Regions from separate parts of the Homo sapiens genome. Here region 1 is linked to region 2. A link is a contact called in ENCODE Hi-C or POLR2A ChIA-PET data. All regions are on one chromosome and are shown on one strand. The core of a region is the stretch at or near the end of the contact, and the rest is flanking DNA. Distances in the headings are between cores, read along the strand shown.

Region 1 (5,534 bases), core at 2,338-4,837, 1.2 Mb after region 2:
TAATAATGCAAAAATTAGCTTGGCATTAGTACCAGCTATTCAGGAGGCTGAGGTGGGAGGATTGCTTGAGCTTCGGAGGTCAAGACTGCAGTCAGCCATGTAACTGCACCACTACACTCCAGTCTCGGTGACGGTGAGACCCTGTCTCAAAAAAATTTAAAAAATTGTTAAGTGCTTGTAAAGTATGAGTGAGACTCTAAGGTAGCCACTAGGCAGTCCCCTTCCTAGTGACTTATTATATCCTGATCTGGGAAATGTTGAACATAGAGAGGGCACAGGTGGTGAAACTGGTCTCAGAGAAGTTGAGAAAACATGGGTTCAAGAACGCAGGTGGGAGGCTGGGTGCAGTGGCTCACGCCTGCAATCCCAGCACTTTGGGAGGCCGAGGTGGGCAGATCACCTGAGGTCAGGAGTTCGAGACCAGCCTGGCTAACATGGTGAAACCCCATTTCTATTAAAAATACAATAAATTAGCCAGGCGTGGTGGCACATGCCTGTAATCCCAGCTACTCAGGAGGCTGAGGCAGGAGAATTGCTTGAACCCAGGAAGCAGAGGTTGCAGTGAGCCGAGATTGCGTCATTGCACTCCAGCTTGGGCAACAAGAGTGAAACTCTGTCTAAAAAAAAAAAAAAAAAAAGAAAAGAAAAAGAAAGAACACAGGTGGGAGAAAGGAGAAACAGAAGCAAAGGAAGACACAGGGAATCTGAAGTAGAGTATAGAAGTTGTGAGACATAGTGTTCAGTAGCCTCAATATATTTCAATAACTTGGGAAGCAGTCATCTGCTAAAAATGAGAGGGCAGGGACAAGTCTTCCTGGTGGAGAATAATTTGTTGTAATAAAAGCAGCTTGTTAGATTACATGAGGGTCCAGCGTGAATGTGATCAGTGGTCAAAGTCAATGTGATTTTGTGACTTACACTGATAGCATTCAGCAACCACAGGAGTAGGTGAGGACAGTGTGGTTGGTGAGATTATTCAGGTCTGAGGAGTGGCATGTTAGGATTAGTGAGAGAAAGGTCAAAAATAAAAGTAAGTGTGCTGTGGAGGCTAGAGTGCTACCATTTGCTCAGAAATAGCCTCACTTGCACAGTTTTAAAAATGCAACTCAAAAGATAATTATTGACAATTAAATAGCCCCATGGCTTCAACACTAATCATAACAAAACAAAAATACTGCAAGGAATGTTCATTCATTCCATTTTTGTGGAAAGAATACCTGTGTTAGATGCTGGAACTGTTTTCAAGGAGCTCATTTCTAAAAAATTTACTTTCTTGGACCATTTATCCAAAGAAGAAATGCCGTTTCTTCAAAGATGTGTGTTTTTCAAATCTGCACTATCTTCTGTAAGCATTCTGGTTAAATAATTCCCCAGGATAGGAAAGTCACTTTGATGCTGGTTGTACAAGGGAAATGCCATGAATTCCCAGATGCTTTTAAAATACAGGTGGGTTATAAAGACAAAGGTGATGCAACTTGTTGAATGTCTCATTTTTAAATTATAACTTTCAAAGGAGTGAAGGACTTGCCATCCCAAAATATGTCAAACTGGCATATTAATTATTTTGAAAACATTGGAGAAATTGTAGTTTCAGAAAGGGGTAGCTGACCTGCATGCAGCAAGCCATAAAGCTTCTTCTGTGGCTCATGCCTGTAATCTCAGCACTTCGGGAGGCCAAGGCAGGAAGATCGTTTAAGTTTAGGCATTAGAGACCAGCCTAGGCAACATGATGAGACCCCATCTCTACAAAAAATATGGAAATTAGCCAGGTGTGGTAGTACATGCCTATAGTGGCAGCTACCTGGGAGGCTGAGATGGGAGGATCATCTGAGTCTGAGAGGTCCAGGCTGCAGTGATCTATGATCACACCACTGCACTCCAGCCTGAGAGACAGAGTGAGACCCTGTCTCAAAAAAAATGAAAGAAAGAAAGGACGGGGAGGGGGAGAGAGAGGGAGAGGGAGAGGGAGACAGAGAGGGAGAGGGAGACGGAGAGGGAGAGGGAGATGGAGAGGGAGAATATTCCTTTGGACGAGATCCTCCCTTTACTAGAGCCAGGAAATAGCTCTTATCAACCAGAGGCTGGGAACAGGGGGCTGCAGTGGACCCAATTAAATATATTTTCCAAAGTAACCCTTATCTTCTACTAGTTTTACACCCCGCTTGTATCTCCTAGTGACTCCCCTAGGAATTTATTGCCCGTAGACAGATCGCCTTTGTCCTATCATTTCTTCTTAAGTTTATTATTCTTCATCCAAAAAGTATAAAAGCATCTTGCTTTGGCCACTTCTTCAGACTTCACTCTCTTGTGAAGATCCCCATGTACATGTAAAACTAATAAAATGTGTATGCTTTTCTCTTGTAAATCTGCCTTGTGTCAATTTGGTTTCTAGATCCAGCTGAAGGGCCCACATGAGAGCTCAGGCGGGTTGGAGGTGATCTCTCATTACCTACACGTTATATAAATTCAGCATAGGAATAATGGTTGAGGGTAAATTAACATTGTTAAAAAGAATACACCGTAACATAAAGTACTTTAACATTTATAATATGAGACCATTTATTAAAGAAAATACCATTATATAATAATGAGGCTAATAATTTCATATGGAAATAATACTGTATTAATTCGATGTATTCATACTAACAGTGAACATGATATTTTAAATTTTGCTGTCACATAATTATGCTGCTGCTTTATGAAATGTTATACTGTCACCTAGAAAAACCCTTATTTGAGTGTAGATCTGCGATCTTCAGCCTCATATGGCAGGTTGTAATGTGTTACTGAGGTATTTTTAAGTGAAGAGGTGGGAAAAACTCCTGGCTGAGTCATAAAACTGAGGATTCTTTCTTTCCTAATCTGCCTGGAGCAAAGCTGTCTAGGCTAACACTGGCCTTTAGCAAAGAACTGAAACACTTTCCTAGTTCTACAAGGCAAATTGGGTAATGGGATGTGGTATTGGGTAATGGGATGTGGTGTTAAGTTTGGAATGAGGAGATATCTTAGGGTTGTGAGTCATGGTCCGTATTATTTTTAAGTTGTTGCTTAAAAATAAAAAAGCAACAAAAAGCAATCAAAGGGAAAGTGAGAGTTAGAAGAAGTTGAAGACCAAATAATTTTGTACTAGTCAGTAAATAGTAGTATTGTGACTACAAATGACTATTTGGTACAGGCATCTTAACTCCTCAGCTCTGTTAGCACTGATTAAAAGTGAAAAAGTTGATTCATTGTGTATTGGAATAAATAATGTCTCAAAGTTTACGCAGTGGTGGAAGTGAAACCAAAATACAAAGCTCCATTTGTGACTGAAGTTTGCTAACATTTCAAGAAGTAGGTTGAAGTGACAGTGGGTAATAGGAAAAGCAGACATATTTCTTTGCCATGAGATTTTATAGCTGTCATTGGCAGTGTGTTTTCTTAAACTGATATCAGCTACCATTTATACACTTAACAATTTCTGGTCAGATTAGGGCAGAAGGTTGTGGTACCCACATATATAAAATAGTATAATAATGTTCTATTTTTTTTTTGGAACAAATTTGTTACATGAAATGTCAGATGAGTCATTTTGCTCATGTCAGGTATTTAAAAGTAATGGAAAGATGCCAACATGGAAGCCCAGTAATTCATGCGCTGGTGTAATGGAGCAAATGAAATGCAAAGCTCTTGTACAGGTCCAATTTCAGCACCAAACGCTTACCTGTCAGTCAGCAAAATTGTCCCTGAATAAAAATGAACCCCATCTGAGAGGCAAAGCATTTTAATGTACATCACATTCTTTGACTCTATTGCGAGGTAGAAGCTGCATGGAAAGAAAGAGAATGCTGTTGAAAAAGACATTTAACAGCAACCTCTGAGCATGCTGAAAATCTCACTCGCATTACTGCCCACAAAAGGTTTTTGGTTTGCCCTTTCTCTCCTGAGCTATTGACAAACTCTTGAGCATTGCTGCCCTCCCCGGCTCTGTGTCTCTTATCTACATGGAAAGGCAGCTGATTTACTCCAGACAGTGAGAGATTTGGCCACTCAGGGATGTGGAGACCAAGTTTTAGACAGGTAACTTTATTGCTGCCTGGGTGCAGCTGGGGGATGTATTTATGGACGTGACAATTAAAAGTGTGTGTTGCACAAATCGAAAGTCAGACATACCCTTGTATAAATGATTATTGTGGTCCAAAGTGACTGCCATTTCTTTTGGAAAGCCTTTCATTTGGAATCAGTTCCCAGTTTTCTATATGAGCAAGCATCTTACAGAAATGAGGTGTCCTAGTTTTTTTTAGACCCAATTCCTGTGGTTTTTAAAAAGCAAATGGGAAAGTTAAGAATTTGTGTGCTTCAGTGCCCACGCACCCAGGGATTCTTGTACCCTACCTCTAGGAGTCATGATTTGTTCTACCTTTGAAATGTCTGTTTTCCATTTCTGTGTTTTAAGACTCTAAGTGCTTATAGGAACCCAAGCAGCTATTGAAAACCAGTAATGACTAGTTCTTCTAAATGCTAATGATTGAGAATGAACTAGCAATCAGGGCTCAAAAATAAAATAAAATAAAATAAAGTAAAATAAAATAAAGTGTGCTGAATTAGAAACGATAATAATTAAATCAAGCCAAGGTGCCCTATACTTATGACTGCACTAATGCTTGAAAAATTATGAGTACAGAGAAAATTTACATAAATCCTCTTTAAATGATGTATGTGAAAAAAAAGAAAGAAGGAAAAACCATGGTCACAGGACTGAATTTATTTTAATCCCCTGGTTCAAGTGGTCCTAGAAATAATCATACTTGTATCAATCTATATTGCATGACTTTTGTAAGATGTGAAAATAGTGTTTTTCACTAAATTGTCACTTATTATTGTTCATTTAGGGCCACTAACATAGAAAAATTTCTCAGCTACAGTGTCAAAAGAATAGGGACAATTTGATGTTTTCTTTTGATGCTGTTTGTTGATATCTAGACCACTGTAGCTTGATTGCCTAACATTAAACCTATAATAACAGTGCAATCATAGCAGTATCATCATGAATGTTGTTACAATAGAAACAACATTTACACGGCTTCAGAATGGTAATTATCAAACTTTTTGTCATGAAGCGCTTATTTGCTAGCATTGATCTGCCCCGGTCAGTTGTTAGCTCTTCTCATCTGAGGTGTATTGATTGTATAATCAGTAGATAGAGGCTGTGGGCAGATGAAATTCAGTGTTGTTGGGCAAATTATCGGCTGCTTGCCTGTTGACCTGGACCCTGCTGGTTGTACCTTAGATGCTGGTGGGATTATTACTCATTTCAGTGACCCTACTTTATGACAGAGCACTCTGTATTATTATAAAAGATAAATGCCATCCTGCTTGCTGTGGTTGTGGTTGACTACACAAATGTCAGAATATAGCTAGTCTGCAAACTAGGCAGTGCAAGTATGTTTCCGATGAGATCAAAAGGAGAAATTTTCAAAGATTACCTTTTCTGAATTTGTCTCTTTGTAAGAATGTAATAACAAAAAGCCTATGTGTATCTAGCTGATGATAAT
Region 2 (5,511 bases), core at 289-2,788:
AAAATTCTGGCTCACTCTTGATGGCCAGTTTGATGTCAGCCCTCTCTCACCCCTCTTCTGGCGTAATGCTGTACCTACTACAGACATTTGTTATAATACTTAATATACCAGATGAAAATTATTTATACACGTCTTTCTCACTTCCTGGAAGTCCCTGGAGCCAGGACTAGCTCTTTTATATTTTTGTATCCCTATATCTCCTAACACAAAGGCTAGCAGGTAGCCTGTGCTCAACAATGCTTTGTTGAATTAAACTGATTTGAGAGCCTCACACAGCCCATTACTTGACTTGCCACAGAAGGTAAGAGCCCAACAAAAGTGACCAAAAGCACACTTTTTGAAAAATAAAAAAGAGAGGCTTCTACTTTAGACAGCCAATATACTTTTTTCTTTTTTTTTCAACTTGTTTGTTTCTCAAACTCTAAGCATCAGAAATTTATTTATTTTTGAAACAAGGTCTCACTCTGTCACCCAGTCTGGAGTGCAGTGGTGCAATCACAGCTCACTAGAGCCTTAAACTCCTGGGCCCAAACCATCCTCCTGCCTTAGCCTCCCAAGTAGTTGGGACTACAGGCATGCACCACCATACCTGGCTAATTTTTGTTGTTGTCGTTGTTTTGTAGAGATGGGGTCTCGTTATGTTGTCCAGGCTGTTCTTGAACTCCTGGGCTCAAGCAATCCTTCTGCCCTAGCCTCCCAAAGTGCTGGGATTACAGACATGAACCACCACACCCGGCCAATAAACTGACTCTTAATTAAATGCGTGTACTATGGCAGGAAAGGTAGTAACACTAACACATGCGCCTCTTCTGGAGCTACTCTGGTGGAACTTACAGAGGACCTACGGAGGGCCTTTGCAGTTAACACTATCCTACCACCACCAGAGTCCTGCAACACAGATTTTGAACATGGCATTACAGAGAGGACTCCCTGTATATTACATGAGAAATTCCTTTTACTCCTTCATCTTTCACACAGTAAATGTTCTAAGTTCCAGGATAAACTAACAATGGCAAGGATGAAAAATATGTTTCTATTCTTTTTTGCCTTGCTTATTCAAGCTACCTTACTACCCACCTAAGAAAGGCAACTTCCATCCCCTCTTGCTATTCACACCCTATCTGTCCCTCAGTGCCTGCTCAAGCCTACAGCAATCTCTAATCTCTGAGTTGCCACGGCACCTAAGAGTCTGTACCACATGATTTAGTCAATTACTGCCTTTCATTGTTATAATATCTAACACAGGACTGGGCACGCAGCAGGTTTCAACAAAAACAAGCTGATTGGTGGGCAGACAAAAAGCCATATTACATGCCCCTCAGTCACTTAGCAGTTTTAGAAAAATTGTCAAGAAAATATTTTTCTTTCTTTACCACAACCCAAAGTTCTAAAAGGATAAATACTCCAATAAGTTTAGAAAACTCATGCCAATGACTTTTAAAACTCCCCACAACTAGAAACAGCAATTCTCAAATGTATTCCTAACCCCTGATAACTCCTTGCTCATGTGGGATTTTAACATACCTCTTGGCCAGCCAGAGTTTGGCTTTGGTACAAACAGTGATGTCAGTCAGCTCGTGCTGGAAGTCTGAATTCGTTCCGTGTTTGGAGTCTGAGTAGGCTTGCAACAAATGAAAAACCTAAACCAAAAAAGAAAAAAAAATCCTGCTGTGAAAATATATTTTTCCTAAATGCTCAGTTCCTCCCTTTTAAGTTTCCTTAAAATGTTCCCCTCAAAGAAAACAGACACCTGCAGAATGTAGCTCTGGTCTCTTTGCAGAAAGGCATGTTGGTTTTGGAGGATGTAGCAGTGCCGAGAAACCCAAGTCCTTAATCCATACTTTGCTATGGGTTTCTCACACAATCCCCAAAACTGATGACTGTGGCCCAACAATCATCTGCCACAAGAGTTTATTAGTTACAAACAACCTATACACTGATTTCAGCAAAGAAATGCAAACATCTTTATGTTAGCTGTCGCACATGAAAATAAAATGTGCCTTTTAAAGTCAAAGTCTTAAATTTAAAGAAAAATACATTGTTTGAGAGTCTAAACTGGTTTACATGTCTGAGTTCATTAGAACAGTCGTGGCTAAAGAAGTAGGTCAAACTAATTCTTGCCTTAGCAAATACTGGGCAGTGATGTTTGTAACTATTTAGGGTTTTTTTTGTTTTTTTTTTTTAGCAGATCTTCCCTTCGATGTCAGGAGTGAATGCAGCAATGCAGACGTGCCCCACTTATACAAGGATACTCGTGTATATGCATGTATGCACGTATGTATGTACTGGATTCAGCAATGACATCCGCAAAGCCTCTGTGAGGAGTACAAATCTATAGCAGACAAAGAATAAGGACAAGGGCATAAATGAGATCTTTTGACCTTGGCTAGTGCCAAGGAGAGAAATGCAAGTCAAGAGAAATCCTTCAGTCTCCAGCCTCCTTATCTAAATCAAGAGGAAGAGGTGGGTGTGGCAAAGTAAGCATAGATAAACACACTAAGAACTCTGAAAGTCTATTTTAATAACATCTGTTTTCTTTCCCTATTATATCCTTCTCTAGAGCTGTGAATGATTCTTTCTGTGTAACCAGATTCAACGTTTTCCTCTCTTTCTCTCCTATCAACAATGGGCTGACAATAGTGAAATAATTGAGAGTTAGATACGGAAGGGGGTAATGAGAAACAGAAAAGGCCAGATAAAATCAATCCAGAGTCATCAGACCCTAAATGGGTAGACTGGCAGGTTTTACTGGGTCAGACGTCTGCAATCACCAACAACAAATACATGCCAAGCACCTTCTGTTTAGAGAATCAAAATAAATTTCTTCTAAACAGAAGTAACTGTACAGGAGAGTGCACACAAGTCCCAATGTGGAGACTGAAAATGCTTTGTCTAATAATGGATCTGTTATTTCAGAAGCAACAGATCAAATGTCATGCCTTCACCACACCCCCGCAGGGACCCAAACCACCCGACGTGGAGTCTGGAGCAATGGGTCTGGCTGGAGCTTCTGTTCTTATGTGGTGACTGCCAGAGGGAAAAAATACCTTCCTCAGCCTGAATCCCCACTGTCCTGAAAGAGCTGGCAAAGTCACTGGGCTTTGCTTTACTTTTCTCTACAGCTGCACAAAACCAACCACCAGGGCTTTTCATGGTGTCACAGGATCGCAATTAATCAGCAGACACCAGCAAAATGCATGACTTCGGAATTTACTTGTAAAGAAACCTGTGAGATTTTCAAATGCTTCTCATTTAGAAGCAATCACTTCAAAAATAACTCCTGATGGATGTTTAAACTTAGTCCTATATTTGCTCACCTTACTTGGCAAAAACAAGACTGTTTTTGAAACGCTTGGTAGCTCTGGTTTATGAAAATCAGCCTACAATTCTGTCACATTGGGTACAAACCAGACAATTGTGACCCTGGTTATTCACCAGGAATGGAGAGCGATCTATTTACACGAGACAAATGGAGAGCCAGGTACGCTGAAAAGAACTGTGGCGGAAATAAGCATGTCAAAGGGCCAGGGTCAGAGAAGTCATGGAAAAAAATGGGGCAGGGAAGGAGAGGGAGAAGAGAAGACAGGGGAAAGAGAAAGGAAAGAAAGTTTTATAAGCAATTGTATGAAACAGGTTAGTGTTTTTGAGATATTTTTCTTTAAGAAAATAAAAATATTTGAATACACAACTAACCTCATAGACATTTAGTGTGTTGGGTTCAAGAAAAATGAGACCATCCTTTGGCATGAGGTCCAGGTATAAGGCCAGGCCCTTTGAAACTAAGATTTGATCAAGGTCAGACTCAGGAGCTCCGGCAGCTCCCAAGAAGGGCAATTTGTCCACCAGCTCTTAAAGGATGGCAAGTAGCAAGGCAACTCTTTCTTCCTCACTTTCCTAAAGTTCTGGTCCCAAAGAATTCTGAGGCTAAGAAAGCAGTCAGACCCAGGCCTGTACTGAACCAAGCACAGAGAAACCAAAGCTGCCAGAACCAAGGAGGATGATTAACTGCCAACACACATGAGAACTCAGAAGTTCAGTGTCATTTTATGTGTCCTAAATTGGCAAACATTGTCAACAAATATTTATTAAACAACTCTTATTACCAGGCACTGTCCAAGGGGCTGCAGCAGAGACCAGATAGTTCCTTGCTTTCCTGTAGCTTACATTCTAGTCATGGAGACATGAAAAATCAATAGCTTTCCTGACTCTGCCTGGTCATGATTTACAACCTGCATGGCAGCATCGTCATCACTTTTGTTTGTATGCTTGACCTCCCCCTCCAACAAGTCTGATGCACTGTAGGAATTCAACAAGCATTTGCCAAATAAAAACGATGTTGGTGTTTGGTGCTTCTTCCTATATTCACTCCTTTAGGACACATTCCCTTGGGTTTTGTGAGCTATCGTAGTGCCGACTTCTGTGTCTGGAGTGGAACGGAGAGCTGAATCACGCCGTACTCCTCATCCCAGTGGATGCCTCATCTGATGGTGGAGGCAGGAAGGCTAGATTAGTGCTAAGAATCCAGCCTCATGGGAAAGTGGAAGAGCATGGATTTTGAAGCCGGGCAGAGATAGGTGTAAACCAGTTATCAGTTTTGCGGCTTTGGGCAACTTAACCTCTGTTTCTCCATGGTAAATGGCGTATAATAATATCTAACTTGTAGGACTGTAGAGAGATTTAAAAGAATATATATACTACTAGGCACGCACTAGGGAAGTGATAACAATGTTGATTCTTTTCCATGTTCTGTCTGCTCCCTCTCTTCCAGCCCCATTCCAAAAATAAACAGTCAGAGAAGACTTTGCAGAAAGAGTGATATGCATACGTGGCCTTAAAAACAGTCTTGCCAGAATCGAGGGAAGGGTATGCAAGCAGTGAAAACAATTAAAACACATTTTAAGGGTATTAAAATATTGGTAATGCCAACAAAAAGAGTGAATCTTAAACTATGGACTTTAGTTAATAATAATGTGTAAATACTGCTTCATTAATTGTAACAAATGCACCACATAAATACAAGATATTCATAGTAGGAGAAAATTGGGGGAAAGAGGTGGGGAGGAGAAAAATATTTGGGAACTTTCTGTATTACCAGTTCAATTTTTCCCTAAATCTAATGGTTCTAAAAATAGTCTCTTAATTTTTAAAAATATTGGTACTACTCAGGGGACAACAAGTGGTCCTGTGTGCGCAGAGAACAGCCAGGGTGTGCACAGGGTGGTGGCAGACACAGCTGGAGAAAGGAGTCGGGTCTAGTCAGACAAAGACCTTAAAGGCAATGTCATGGAATGTGTACTTTATTCTGCAGACGGCAAAGATTTCTTCAGAGAGTGCTGTTGGGTGATGAGATCTGTAACTTGGAGAAAAAAGCCAGGGGCAGTGTGGAGGTCATAGCAGAAGGGGTGGAATGCCCAGGACTACTGTAGTAGTCTAGACAAGAGGAGGGGAGGGTTGAAACCAGCGGCTCAAAACCAATAGCCTTTGGGCCAAAAGTGGCTGCAGATGTTTTAT

The links. A loop is a pair of places that touch in the nucleus more often than their neighbours do. ChIA-PET counts read pairs that join two places held with the same protein, here RNA polymerase II (POLR2A).
Region 1: a map of posterior vena cava shows a loop between it and region 2 (23-fold over the local background). The contact joins two enhancer-like sites. A Hi-C loop is called at or near these places in 1 of 168 maps with a recorded cell type or tissue (posterior vena cava). POLR2A ChIA-PET finds 5 or more read pairs at or near these places in 1 of 52 experiments (activated T-cell).

The regions. Positions count from the first base shown.
Region 1 is chr2:44,575,709-44,581,242 of GRCh38, forward strand. The region is part of intron 3 of CAMKMT (calmodulin-lysine N-methyltransferase); the gene reads left to right. Among named protein-coding and RNA genes, the nearest start is that of CAMKMT, 220 kb to the left of the region's middle. Within about 2 kb of position 3,588, at least 5 of the 41 ENCODE cell types and tissues checked have a DNase peak (open chromatin) inside an H3K27ac peak, as active enhancers do.
Region 2 is chr2:43,342,598-43,348,108 of GRCh38, forward strand. THADA (THADA armadillo repeat containing) reads right to left here. Exons shown (of 38, transcript NM_022065.5): 30 at 1,525-1,640. Among named protein-coding and RNA genes, the nearest start is that of LINC01126, 120 kb to the left of the region's middle. Within about 2 kb of position 1,539, at least 18 of the 41 ENCODE cell types and tissues checked have a DNase peak (open chromatin) inside an H3K27ac peak, as active enhancers do.